Regions from separate parts of the Homo sapiens genome. Here all the other regions are linked to region 4. A link is a contact called in ENCODE Hi-C or POLR2A ChIA-PET data. All regions are on one chromosome and are shown on one strand. Each heading gives the region's core, a stretch centred on a gene start or an enhancer-like site at or near the end of the contact. The rest is flanking DNA. Distances are from core to core; before and after follow the strand shown. Region 1 holds the start of AMZ2 (archaelysin family metallopeptidase 2). Region 2 holds the start of WIPI1 (WD repeat domain, phosphoinositide interacting 1). Region 3 overlaps PRKCA (protein kinase C alpha). Region 4 overlaps PITPNC1 (phosphatidylinositol transfer protein cytoplasmic 1).

Evidence for each region. A loop is a pair of places that touch in the nucleus more often than their neighbours do. ChIA-PET counts read pairs that join two places held with the same protein, here RNA polymerase II (POLR2A). Pooled maps may share reads with other maps.
Region 1: a loop to region 4 is called in a pooled map, with 2.5 times the contacts of the local background. The contact joins the promoter of AMZ2 here to the enhancer-like site in region 4. A Hi-C loop is called at or near these places in 4 of 50 pooled maps. POLR2A ChIA-PET finds 5 or more read pairs at or near these places in 2 of 52 experiments (GM12878 and PC-9).
Region 2: a loop to region 4 is called in a map with no recorded cell type, with 11 times the contacts of the local background. The contact joins the promoter of WIPI1 here to the enhancer-like site in region 4. A Hi-C loop is called at or near these places in 2 of 37 single-sample maps with no recorded cell type and 2 of 50 pooled maps. POLR2A ChIA-PET finds 5 or more read pairs at or near these places in 2 of 52 experiments (B cell and GM12878).
Region 3: a map with no recorded cell type shows a loop between it and region 4 (27-fold over the local background). The contact joins two enhancer-like sites. A Hi-C loop is called at or near these places in 9 of 37 single-sample maps with no recorded cell type and 5 of 50 pooled maps.

Annotation. Positions count from the first base shown.
Region 1 is chr17:68,246,551-68,249,656 of GRCh38, reverse strand. AMZ2 (archaelysin family metallopeptidase 2) reads right to left here and starts at 1,614. Exons shown (of 7, transcript NM_016627.5): 1 at 952-1,614. RefSeq lists silencers at 129-178, 1,488-1,787 and enhancers at 2,002-2,547, 2,548-3,094.
Region 2 is chr17:68,455,862-68,459,016 of GRCh38, reverse strand. WIPI1 (WD repeat domain, phosphoinositide interacting 1) reads left to right here and starts at 1,521. Exons shown (of 13, transcript NM_017983.7): 1 at 1,521-1,675. The coding sequence starts at 1,596. It also overlaps a transcript of PRKAR1A not described here. RefSeq lists silencers at 1,079-1,365, 1,102-1,781.
Region 3 is chr17:66,710,459-66,713,772 of GRCh38, reverse strand. All of the region lies in intron 8 of PRKCA (protein kinase C alpha), which reads right to left. Among named protein-coding and RNA genes, the nearest start is that of MIR634, 75 kb to the left of the region's middle. Within about 2 kb of position 1,737, at least 9 of the 41 ENCODE cell types and tissues checked have a DNase peak (open chromatin) inside an H3K27ac peak, as active enhancers do.
Region 4 is chr17:67,649,168-67,652,678 of GRCh38, reverse strand. The region is part of intron 6 of PITPNC1 (phosphatidylinositol transfer protein cytoplasmic 1); the gene reads right to left. Among named protein-coding and RNA genes, the nearest start is that of NOL11, 67 kb to the left of the region's middle. RefSeq lists enhancers at 1,160-1,239, 1,920-2,079. Within about 2 kb of position 1,723, at least 3 of the 41 ENCODE cell types and tissues checked have a DNase peak (open chromatin) inside an H3K27ac peak, as active enhancers do; they include GM12878, where a contact is called at or near this core.

The DNA.
Region 1 (3,106 bases), core at 365-2,864, 600 kb before region 4:
ACGGTGACCACAGGAGCAGGACCTCACACCCAACTTCCTTCTTTTGGGGAATAATATTGGCCTGGCACAGTGGCTCACGCTTATAATCCCAGCACTTTGGGAGGCCAAGGCAGAAGGATTACTTGAGCCTAGGAGTCTGAAATCAGCTTCGACATCATGGCAAAACCCCATATCTACAAAAAAATTAGCCGGATGTGGTGATGTGCACTTGTAGTCCCAGCTACTTGGCAGGCTAAGATGGGAGGATCATCTGAGCCCAGGAGGTCGAGGCTGCAGTGGGCCGTGATCGTGCCACTGCAGTCCAGCCTGGGCAATAGAGACTCTGTCTCAAAAAATAATAATATGAATTAACTCATCAGTGCCACATGAAAAATACTCATCGTTTCTAATGTGACTCAAAGATCTTCAACATCAAATAAAAACAAAACTAATGTAAGCCCTATCATTTCTGCAATTTAACTGCAGGCTGAGAAACTACAGCTTAGCCACTGAAGTTTATGGCCTCAAAGTCATGTCACATTAGGGAAGACATCAGATGACTAATCAAAAGCCAGCCTCACAATGACAGGTTTCTTCCATTCACATCGTGTTCCTATATAGAGCTTTCATCCTTCCTCTTGAATGGGTCCGATGTTCCACCACGAGGCTTTTTGAATTAAGGAAAAAGTTGAACATCTCTGTCTGGATCATCTTTGTCATATTTTCTAATTATTTAGATTTTGCCAGTTTAATGATAGACGATTGATGGGAAAACTTAAGCTAATGTCTGTTCTGATTGAACCTATAAATTCTGGGGTTGAAGAGGCTGACTAAAATTCCAGACCAAATGTCTCTGTACTCAAAGCTCTGATATAAGCATAGGCTCATCCTCACTCCTACACAACTGGGCTGAAATCTGACTTCTACAGGACAAAATATAAAACAAGATGTACCTTCCTGTAGTCTACCTACCTTGATTAGGAAGGAAGGCTCCCATGGAAGCTTTTAACTTACAAGGACGGACATGTCTGGGCCTGGCTGGAAGAAAGTTGTGGAGTGTGACTTCATCTTAATATTAAAAAGGCAGTGTGAAAGGTCAGGAGGCCTCCTCTTGCCTCCCAAGCCTAATCTAGGGAAGCTGCGGGAGAAGATGGGCAGGGGGCGCAGAATTCGGTCACTGCAGTGGGCTGGAGGCCTAGGATGCTTTGGTCCCAAAACCAGAACATCACGGGCAAACGGGAAGGAGCTGGCCACCCTGGCTGGTTGCCTATAGCAACTCGCACTGTGGGCTCTGGTCCATGCAGACACAACCCAGTCTCCAGCTGGGAGTGGAGTGGGGGTTCCCCAGGGACTCTCGCTTCGCCTCTTCTTCCCCAGGAGCCTCGGGAAAGGCCTCCCTGGCTCCCTAGAGGCACCGACCCCGCGGACCCCGCGGCTTCCGCCACGTCCGCCCCTCCTACATCCTCATCCCGCTCCACCGACCGCGACCGGCCCCCGCCTCTACGACCCGGCTACCCTGCCTAGGGGCCCCGGCCCAGCTCTGACAGCACCCGCGAACCGCCCTGACCCGACAGGCCTCGATACCACCCACCCGCGGCAGCCCTCACGCGCATGCGCACCGCGTCCCTTCGCACTGCGCCACGCCACGCCCACTGGCGCCACGCCCCTTACGCCACGCGCCGCGCCGCTGCGTCGCGCACGCCCTGTGGGCCCCGCCCAACTCACGACCCACCCATGCCACGCCCCTGAGCGTGCGGCCGCCTGGGCAGGCGCAGAGCTGGAGTTCAGCGGCCGCGACCCGCCTCTTCCAGAATAGAGGGTAGCGAGGGGACTACAAGCCCCAGCTGTCCACCCCCGCAGTCGCCGATTCCTCGCTTGCGCTCGCGGCGGCTCCGCGGCCCGGTTCTCGAGAGCCACAGATGCGCCCGCGTCGCTGGGGTCTCCCGTGTGGGAACGTCCTCGGCAGGCCGCGGGTTTGAGAGGCATCGCCGGCGTGACGAATGCAACCAGCGTGGCCCCAAATGAGTCGGCGGCCGCCGCAGGTTGACGTAGAGCCGCAGCGCTCCCCGGGGCCGTCACCCTCAGCACTTTCCCTTCTTTATTTGTTGGGGGCCGCGGGGGCTGGAACCCAGAAGCGCAAGTGTGGGGCGCGTCCTCGTGGCGTCCCTGGCGCTCCGAGGCCGAAACCCGGATGCTGAGGGGAGGCCGTGAGCTCGGAAAGGCACCGCGGGGCCGGCATTAGGGCTGAGCTAGCTCTGTACCCTCTGGTGGGACTTTCGGTCTCTCTGGGCCTCGCCATTCTCTTTCTTTTTCTTGCTTTTTTTTTTTTTTTTTTTTTTTTGGAGACGGAGTCTTGCTCTGTTGCCCAGGCTGGAGTGCAGTGGGACAGTCTGGGCTCAGTGCAACCTTTGCCTCCTGGGTTCAAGCGATTTTCCCGCCTCAGCCTCCCCAGTAGCTGGAACTACAGGTGCCCGCTATCACGTCCGGCTAATTTTTGTTATTTTTAGTAGAGATGGGGTTTCACCATGTTGGCCAGGCTGGTCTCGAACTCCTGACCTCAAGTGATCCGCCCGCCTTGGCCTCCCAAAGTGCTGGGATTACAGGCGTGGGCCACCGCGCCCGGCTTTTTTTTTTTTAATACGGGTTTTCACCCTGTTACCCAGGCTGGTCTCGAACTCCTGCGCTCAGGTGATCCACCCCCCCGCACCCCGGTCTCCCACAGTGCTGGAATTACAGGCGTGAGCCACGGCGCCCGGCCTGTTATTTTGAAGTCAAGCTATTTTACCATCCTCTGGATTTTCGTCATCCTAATTCTCCTTCCCAGTCTCAAGGAAAGACAGGCACATTTTCTTGATGACTTCAGCATTTGTAACCCCTTGTTGGCTCTCCTTAGAGGACATTAACTCTGAACCTTTCAACTTCGAGGATCTCTTTAGCCCTTCCTTATTTGTTCACTCTCCTGGATCATGAATTCTCCAAATTTGTCCTTTGAACCCAGTGCCCATATCCACCCTCACCTGAACCCATTCTTGAATAAAATGCATTCCTACCATGACTGTTCTCAAAGTTTGAAGTTGAGAATACCGATGCGCCACTCCTGCTTCAATGCTTGAGAAGTCGTGGGCTT
Region 2 (3,155 bases), core at 272-2,771, 810 kb before region 4:
CAACCAGAAAGGTTTAGGTGAAATAGTGCCCTTTGTTCATCTATTGTAGGTCCAAGGTTAAATATATATATATATACACATACATAAAAGTAGCTTTGTCATAAACTGGGTATTAAAAGTGGGAAATGGGGAAAACCGCAATTACTTTTGCACCAACCTAATAAATTTGAATTATGCTGATTTGAGAGACTGTCATATAACAATAACTAAAATATCATCTCAAAATTTGAAAAAATGAATTAAAAATCCATCAGCAGTTATACAATCCAAAGCTGGCAGAGCTCCTGCTTCATAAACCGTATTGACAGTAATTCCGCATGGGAACATGTACAGTACTCAGCTTTTAAAAAGAGATTCTTTGTTAAGGTTTATCTCGAATTACGTGAGTTTTGAATTGTGCTATATCTTCAAGACGTTACCCCTTTCATAAACTACACTGCCCTACACACACTTTCATTTTTTTCAGCTGCGGATCGGATAGGTCTTGTTTAGATACTTTGTGCCATTTTTGTAACTTTTCAGATCAAAGGTGCTTCCCCCCACCTTCCAGCTCCGTCAAATGCTGCAGTCATTTCTGTCCTGGTTAGAAAACCTAGAATCTCGCATGCTAGGTGCTACGTTGTTTTTGCAAATTACTGTTTAGCAGTTATTTAGTGCACAGGTCTTGAAAGCAGACATGCAGACATTCTACCATTTACTGTTACTTTAGACAAATTGTTTAGCTTTGGAGCTTCAGTTGCCTCTTCTGTATATTGAGCACAATCGTATTTTCCACACAAGTTTTATAAGAATTCAAGATGACATACATAGTACGGCGCGCTTGGCAAGTAGTGAGGGTTCTCAACCGCTCGGCAATGGATAAGATAACTTGCTATCTCTCTGGCTGAGGCAGCCCCATTTCAGGAGCTTCTCTCAATGCGGCTTGAGGACTCGACAAAAGGGTGGGGCTTTGGAGTCTAACGCTCTCTGCTAAACTCTGTAAGTTTAATAGGCAGAGTTACACATGGCAAGGGGTCTGGGCGGGGTGGGAACTAGCGCGTCCTCCTGTCACCCTTGCGGCGGCCCCGACGCAGTTGCCGGACTGAAACCAGCAGATCTGGCCCCAGCCGCATTCCTTCTTCCCTCTCCCTCCCAGCTGGGCGGCTCCGGCAATGAAAACACCGCCACGTGGGCCTGCTGCCTTTGCGTCACGCGCCTTTGTCCAATGGAGAGCCGCGTTACGAAGCCAGGGGCGGGTCGCCAGCCGGGCGGGTCCGCCCACAGCTGCCACGGATTGGCCAAGGGGGGCGGTGCCCGCCAGCCGTGGCTTGGGCTCGTGGCCAATGGTGGCCGGAGGCAGGGGCCCCGCCCTATCAGGTGCTCTGGTCCTCGGGACCAGCTGGAGGGGCGAGAAGGGGCGGGGCGAAGCCGGGGACGCGGCGGGGACGGGGCGGGGTAGGGGCGGGGTGGGGACGGGGCGGGGTAGGGGCGGGGTGGGGACGGGGCGGGGTAGGGGCGGGGCAGGACCGGCGACCCGGCCCGTGGAGCCGGCGCGGGCGGGCTGCTGAGGTGGCTGTCGCCGGCTCCGAGCTGCGGCTTCCCGGGCCGAGCCCCCGATGGAGGCCGAGGCCGCGGACGCTCCCCCGGGCGGGGTTGAGTCGGCGCTCAGCTGCTTCTCTTTCAACCAGGACTGCACGTAAGCTGCGACTCGGCCCCTGCCAGGGAGGTGGGGGACAGAGTGTCAGGACCCAGGGGTGTCGTCCTGAGAGCAGCTTGTGGCTTCCGCCTCGAGGCGGCCTCGGCGGGAGGGCCGGTGTCTGCTTCGGACGCATTGGGATCTTGTTATCCCCGTACCCCTTCAGTGGGGTTTGCCGCACCCCCCACCCCACCCCACTCCCAGTGTCCTCCCAGAGCGACAAGGTTGGGCCAAGGGTGAAAGCAGGGAGTTCGCAAAGGGAGTGGTGGGGCTGCGGGGGCCACGGAATATGGGGGGAGCAGGGCGGTGGGAAAGCCAGTGACCAAAGTGGGTGTCTGGGGAAGAGAGACAGTGGCCAAAAGAAAGAGATGAGAAAGGAGAGGAAGTTGCAAGTTGACCCAGGACTCTGTAGTTGGGGCCCAGGAAGATGAGAGTACAGGAAAAACTTTCCCATTTGTCCTTGAGCATCTCAACGTGGCATCTGGGCAGGGCCTCGGACAAAGAGGCAGCCTATCCCTGCGGCCAGGCCAGCCCCTGTCCCATCCCCGACGCAGGGCATCGTGCCTGCCCGCTCTGGATGGAAGAAACCTTTGGATTTCTTTGGCTGTTTTCACATCGCCCACCCAGCCAGGCAGGATCTCCTTCTCGGAGTCCAAGACTCTTTTCCCGGGCGCAGACTGCTTTCTCTCCAGGAAACAGGAGCTCCACCCTGTTGTTTTTGAGTGGATTTTTAATGTTTTACTTCGATGTTCACATTTGGGCTTTGAGAGGGAGCTGGGCTGAAGTGTGTTTCAGGCATCTGCAGGATTCTGTGACTTACAGGCAAACGCCTGTTTCTTTCCCTATTTTCATGGAAGCGAGCCCTGGGGACCATATGGAATCATCTTTTTGGAATGTGCACCCTGAGCATCAGGCGGGGATGACCGATTCCCAGTTTCCCACTTCCTGCTGTACCAGTTTCTGTGCCTTGGCTGCTGGTGACTGAGCTACGCTAATATTGATCCTTCAGTGGTGTAATTAAGGCCATTATGTACCATTAGCCACCCTGGCTTCCATTCCCTTTATGTTTCTGTTTAAAAACACCCGGTGCTGAACAATATGCCTTTGTTTGAAAAACCCATATGTGTAATCATGTAATCGAGTAGCTCTACAGCTTGGTTATTTGAGTGACTTTCAAGTTTTTCTTGACCACAATCCACAATACGAAATATGTATTGCAACATCACCCAATACCCATAACACATACACTATTCACAAAATATCATGTGCAATTTTCTGTGTCCTTTTTTTCTAAGCTGCTTGTGACTCACTGAATTGCGTTTTAGGATCCACTCATGAGTTGAGACCTGCAGTTTATAAAAATGCTGGTATAGATAAAATCCTGATGTTCTGTAAGAAACATTTTGCAAGAGGGCATGGCTGTTGAAATGCCTGGGTGATGTTTTCCTTCCCAATTGAACACAAGTTAAGAAAGGGGGTT
Region 3 (3,314 bases), core at 488-2,987, 940 kb after region 4:
AGTCTATTTTCAGAAAAAGCCACAAGGTAAAGATTAGCTCATGACCAAGCCAAGGAAGCCACTTTGAAGAGAGGTGTGAGCGAGCGGTGGCACGCTATTATCACTGCCTGGGTCAGGGTGAATTTCCAACATGCGGGTGACATTTTCTTTCTCAGGTAGAGTAGCCTGTTTCTTGTCCTCATAACAAAACCACACAGGAAACATAATAAGCACCAACACAAAACATGTCAGAAAAGAGACTTTGTTGACTTGACACTTCTCATCTCTGTTCTTAAATGAATTCAAGATGGCCTTGCTTCACTGCTGCAGGTGGGAGTAGGGTGGGGTACGGGGAGCAGATTCCTATCTGATGGGTTATTTGTACCTAATGTACAACCGGGGTCTCCCAACTGGGGCCCGGGAGTGGTTTAGAAAGCACAATGAGGTCGGATGCGGTGGCTCACGACTGTAATCCCAGTACTTTGGGAGGCCGAGGCAGGCAGATCACAAGGTCAGGACTTCAAGACCAGCCTGGTGAATATGGTGAAACCCCTTCTTTACAAAAAGTAAAAAAATTGGCCGGGCATGGTGGCGCGTGCCTGTAGTCCCAGCTACTCGGTAGACTGAGGCAGGAGAATTGCTTGAACCCGGGAGGTGGAGGTTGCAATGAGCCAAGATTGCACCATTGCGCTCCAGCCTGGGCAACAGAGTGAGACTCCATCTCAAAAAAAAAAAAAAAAAAAAGGACAACAAAGGGTTCACTTTAACTTGGCAATGGCTTCTTGGAAACCAGCAATGCACAGTGACACCTCCATTAGGGAAAACTCTGTAATTCATAATTCCTGGGGATGGAAGGCAGAGAAAAGGCTGAGTAATGACTGCAGCAAACACAAATCTAGCCAGGCACTGTTCTAGGCACCTTCCATACTTACTCATTTAATCCTCCCAACATCCCTAGGAGGTTGGTCCTTTTACCATTTCCATTTTAGACTTGGAGAAACTGAGGCAAGAGAGATGAGCTGCATGGCTCCAGGCTATACAGCTATGAAATATTGGAGCTGGGATTTGAACCCTTGAACCCAGGCAGTGTGGCACTTCCTCGCCACACCCTGCTGCCTTCTTGGAATGACGAGGTGACAGCCACGTTGCCCAGCAGGTGGGAGAAGAGGGACAGTCTTTAAGGAGAAGGGGACAGGGACAGCCCTTCATTAGAGCTAGGAGGAGCCAGGCAAGAACCCAGGGAGGTGAAAGCCTCACCCTAACTCTTTCTTCTTATTTTTCTCCCCTCTCATTACTTCCCTTTTCAGCCACATCTGAGTTTTTTACACCAGCACCCAGCTTTCCGACATGCTGGGAAACTAAGCTCTGTGATTCAGATGTTTCTTTGGAATAACAAAGTTTTCAACATAATAAAAAGGACACAAACAGCACTCAGGCACGTCAGGCCACACAAGTGGGAGAGGTTTGGGTCCCAAATAGGGTTCCAGGACCCAAGTACGAGTTCCTTCCATCAGAATGGAGGTGTTCCTCTGAAGTAGCAGGGGGTGCAATGAGAGGGGTTTACTTGGTTTTTAAACAGGAACTGTTTCCACCTCCTGGAGTGATCAAGAGGTGCCTCTTTCCTCTGAGAATGCTGGAGGGTTTTACTCCACAGGAAGAAGTTGCACAGAGGCTCAGTGTATTCAGGTGTGGCCAGCCTCTGGAGATGTGTATCCAAAGTCAACACCCTGCATTGAATCATGGGACAGGGTTTTCAAACACAGACAAGGGCGGGGTGGAGGGGGGGCAGTAACAACAGAAGCCTTGAAAGGCAGTTTTCACACACAGTATTTACCACACTCTGCAAGACTTAGGAAACCTCAAGGAATATTTTTTTTCTTTCTCATTTCCAGTATCTCTAGGTCACAAATCTCCTGTGGTTCCTCTAACAGGCACATCTGCAGGGTGAGATACAAGTTCTAGAGATGAGAAACTCTAAAAACATTATTTATTAGATGCTGTCTTTAGGACAGTGTTTTTGAGAGAGCATTAGATGTGGATTCCAGCTTGGGGTCGGGGAGTAGGGTTTCTCCCCTTGCAAATCCTCCACCCGAGCATTTGAGGGTTTAAATTTTCCAGTTTGATCTAATGCGAACATAAAAGCACTGCGACAATCTTGGGCTGATTTTAATTACGAACACAGGCAATACGCTGAGAGCACAGCTGGTGTGTGGCCCTAACCAGCTTCCCAGAAGAGAGTGGCGCTATCAGAAATGACAATAATAGACCAGGTTTTTAAAACCATTTACATGCAAGTTGCAAAATTCCCCTCCATAGTTTGGGGATAGAATGGTTGATTAGATTGCAACGATTGAGTTGGGAAAACATTAAAAAATGAGAAAAAATGAAATAAGAGTGAGAAGGATTAAGTCAGGCATTAAGAACATCAGAACAATTACAGGATTTCAGCCTATGATATATTACACTACATCATCCATATGAACACACTCATGTAGTGTAAATACACCATACTGATTGCATGCTAATGCAGATGTATGCCTATAAAACTTAAAATGAATCTTAACTCATATGTGATTGAAAGATATTAACAGAAAGAAAGGAAAATGAGCTGTCCATTTAAAGATGCACTCTTTCTGTTCATTGGATGGATGCTTTCAATACAGACTTGAACTTTAATCACTGATAGGAGGTTTTGATATTTGCTTGGTAAAATTTTATTTATTTATTTATTTATTTTATTTATTTATTTTTGAGATGGAGTCTTACTCTGTCACCCAGACTGGAGTGCAATGGTGCGATCTCGGCTCACTGCAACCTCCGCCTCCCGGGTTCAAGTGATTCTCCTACCTCAGCCTCCCGAGTAGCTGGGATTACGGGCACCTGCCATCATGACTGGCTAATTTTTGTATTTTTTTTTTTGTTTTTTGGTAGAGACGGGGTTTCACCATGTTGGGCAGGCTGGTCTTGAACTCCTGACCTCGGGTGATCCACCTGCCTCGGCCTCCCAAAGTGCTGGGATTACAGGTGTGAGCCACCGTGCCCAGCAGGTAAAATTTTAAACTAACCTAATCTGAAGAGGAGGGGAGACTGGTCTATTCTCTGGGTGATTAAGACATGGCATTTTTTTTCATGGGAGGGCCGTGGCTGCTTGGAAGGGAGCACACAGACTAAGACACAAGTAGGTGTGAGATTCAAGCTACCAGAACACGCGGTGCATCCTTAAGGGTGGAGAGCATGGCTGCAGGCTGAGGCCCGGGAGCCACAAAAACCAAGGCAAGTGTTTTGTGGAAGGAAAGTGGATGAGGAAAGAGCAGAGGAAGAACTACCTTTAAGAA
Region 4 (3,511 bases), core at 474-2,973:
CCCTGCCCAGCTCCTCTCGGCCCGGCAGCTGGCTGGTGGGGAACGCGTGGGGCTGCAAGTTCTTCTAGCCAGGGTTTTATAAATTCATCCACAATGAGATCTCTGGCTCCGGATGCTACCGATTCTCTCCAGGCTTGGCAGATGGCAAATTGGACCCTTGTAGTTAAAGCCCATCTGTATCGAGGGGGTTGAGCTGGTGCCAGGGCTGTTTCCCTGGGGCCAGATGGACTTCGGCACATCTTTAGAAGGCGTCCACTCTATAGGATCAGCCACACCTGCAGGCCTCATCCATCTCGCACTGGGACAAGGCAGAGCAAAGGGCTTGTTTGAGCAGCCCGTGTAAAACTGCGTCCTCGTTTTGGATAGAATCAGTCTCCCACCTGGAAGGTGCAAGGAGAAGCCCACAGGAGAGCTTGGTCCAGCTGGGGCTGAGCTTGCATCTTGGAGGCAATCTTATTAGCTGACGTTCACTGAGATATGAAGTCTCCATGATTAATTACACTCTCAATTTGAACCACAAAGGGCAATAGCCAACAGGGGCTTGCCCTGTTAATTGAAATGAGAAGTTTTTGATAAATGCTAAATGAAAAAAGGCTAAGCAGGAACTCCAGCCAGGAATTGCTACATTATGTAACTATAACCCTCAGCCCTAAAATAGGGATGGATGAACAACACATATCACATGTCAGATTTTTTTCTCTCCATCCTGGAACTTCTCCTGAAGACTCCAAGGTGTTGCAGATCTCATTCTCATTCCCCTCCAATGAAAGTAAAGTTTAGCCCTGAATTAATGTAGGATTCCTTGAACTTGAATCTTAAGAGGGATACACATAAAACCAAGGAGCTTTCAAAGCAGCTAGTCCCCAAAGACCACTTATTAAGTGACCCTATTCATATGAAATGCCCAGAAAAGGGAAATCTATGGAGACAGAAAGTAGATCAGTGTGGTTGCTGAGGCTTGGGAGATGGGTGAGGGGAGAGGGTAGGGAGATGATAGCTAAAACATATGAGGTTTCTTTGTGGGGTGATGAAAATGTTTTACATTTGATTGTGGTGAGGTAAACATGTGATTATAGTAAAATCCACTGAACTATACATTCAAAATGGCTGAATTGTATGGTATGTGATCTATATCTCAATAAAGCTGTTTTTTTGGGTTTTTTTTTTAGACGGAGTCTCATTCTGTCACCTGGGCTAGAGAGCAATGGTGCAATCTCGGCTCACTGCAACCACCACGTCCCAAGTTCCAGCAATTCTCCTGTCTCAGCCTCCCAAGTAGCTGGGATTACAAGCACGTGCCAGCACACCCGGCTGATTTTTGTATTTTTAGTAGAGATGGGGTTTCGCCATGTTGGCCAGGCTGGTCTCAAGCTCCTGACCTCAGGTGATCCACCCGCCTTGGCCTCCAAAAGTGCTGGGATTACAGTGGTGAGCTATTGTGCCCAGCCAATAAAGCTGTTTTTTAAAAAAGAGACAAAACTAAGGAGCTTTCAGAATGTGCTGGAGAACTGACCTAAAACTTGACTTAAAAGGTCAACTGCTATGCATCAACTTAAAAAAAAACAAACCAAAACCCTAAATGCAAATCATGCCAGAAGCAGTCAATTCTTGCTTTGTTAGCAGTTAATACCTAAAGTGCTATTTTTAAAGCATTTGCTCTTGGCACTAGAATGCACCGCAAACCCTGAGCGGTTTGTGTTTTTTCTCTGCAAAATGACTCTCTTAAAGGAGTTTGACTCATAAGGTGCATCTGATGTGTAGAAAGGCACTGAAAGGCAGCTGTGGCAAGGGGAATGTTTCTGTTTTGTACCCTTCTCAGTTATAGTTCAGTGCCACAAACACTTGAAACTCATTGCTTTAAGAAGAGGGACGAGGCAAATGAGAAATTTGAGCACATCACACAAAACAATGTAATAGTCCATGGTTTTGGCCAGGCGCCGTGGCTCACACCTGTAATCCCAACACTTTGGGAGGCCAAGGAGGGCGGATCTTTTGAGGTCAGGAGTTGGAGATCAGCCTGACCAACATGGTGAAACCCCGTCTCTACTAAAAATCCAAAAAATTTAGCCAGGCATGGTGGCGCATGCCTGTAGTCCCAGCTACTCAGGAGGCTGAGGCAGGAGAATCGCTTAAACCCGAGAGGCAGAGGTTGCAGTGAGCTGAGATCGCACCACTGCACTCCAGCCTGGGAGACAGAGCAAGGTTCCATCTCAAAAAAAAAAAAAAAAAAAAAAAAAGCCTATGGTTTCTAGCCCCCAGGATGCCTTTTAGGAACTGGGGAGAAGATGAAAGCAAATGAGAACTTGCAAGAGAGGTGGCCAGAGGAAAGTCAAGGAAGGAAGCTGGGAAAAATCACCCTAGGAGCTAACGTTTTCAAGTGCTTGCTCCGTACCAGAGTCTGTGTCAGGCACTTCAGATTCGCTTTCTCATTTCATCCTTGTGATGTAATACAAAATAGATTTGGTTTTTGTCACTGCTTCCTAAGACAATGCTCCAAAAACTCCTGGAATTTCCTGAGTGATGGGGGTGACTTTTGGGATGCATAACAAGCTCCTTCAGATCACATACACAGGTGAGGGGCCCTAGATGGCCTCAAGATGGCTCTGGTCACCAGAAACACCAGGTGATTAGGGGGTTAGAACTTTCAGCCCCATCCACTGACCTCTAGGGAGGGAGGGGGTGCTGGGATTGAGCTCCATAAACGCTTAAACACACTGACCTGCTGGGAGGATGGCACACCCAGAGGGGGCACGGAAGCCCCAAGTCCCCACCCCCCAATACCTCACCTGATGCCTCTCTCCCATTTACCTGCTGCTGAGTCATATCCTTGATAATAAACTGGTAAATCTAAGTAAATGTTTTCCTGAGTTCTGTGAGCCTTTCTAGCAAATTATTGAGCCTGAGGAAGGAGTCGTGGAGACCCCAGATTAAAAAAAAAATTTTTTTTAGTAAAAAAAATAGAGATGGAGTCTCACTCTGTTGGCCAGGCTAGTCTCGAACTCCTGGCCTCAAGTGATCCACCTGCCTTGGCCTCCCAAAGTGCTGGGATTGTAGGAATGAGCCACTGTGCCCGGCCTATAGCCTGTCAGTGAGAAGTGGGGCAGCTTTGTGGGACTGGGATCTGATGCTAACTCCAGATAGACAGTGTCTAATTGAATTGAATTGTTGGACACATAGCTGGTGCTGGAGAATTGAACTGGTTGGAGACACAGAAAACACCCCAGAATTCTCATAAGCAAGCTACTAAAAGTAGCCCACTATTACCTGCATTTTCAATAATGCCCAAGGGGATGCCCCCGTGCTATTCCCAAGCTCACACTCCCATGGTTCCATCTCAGCCCTAGCCATGGGCTCCTTCAAAAACTCCTTTAGAAATTTCCAGATGGGCAGCAGGTGCAATCTCTACGTTCCTCTGCAAGCTTTTGGGGACACTTATTAGTATCACCCAAGTCTTGCAGGATGGCAGCATTGAGGGTGGGCCTGCAAGTTCCCGGCTCAGCAAACAGTCAAC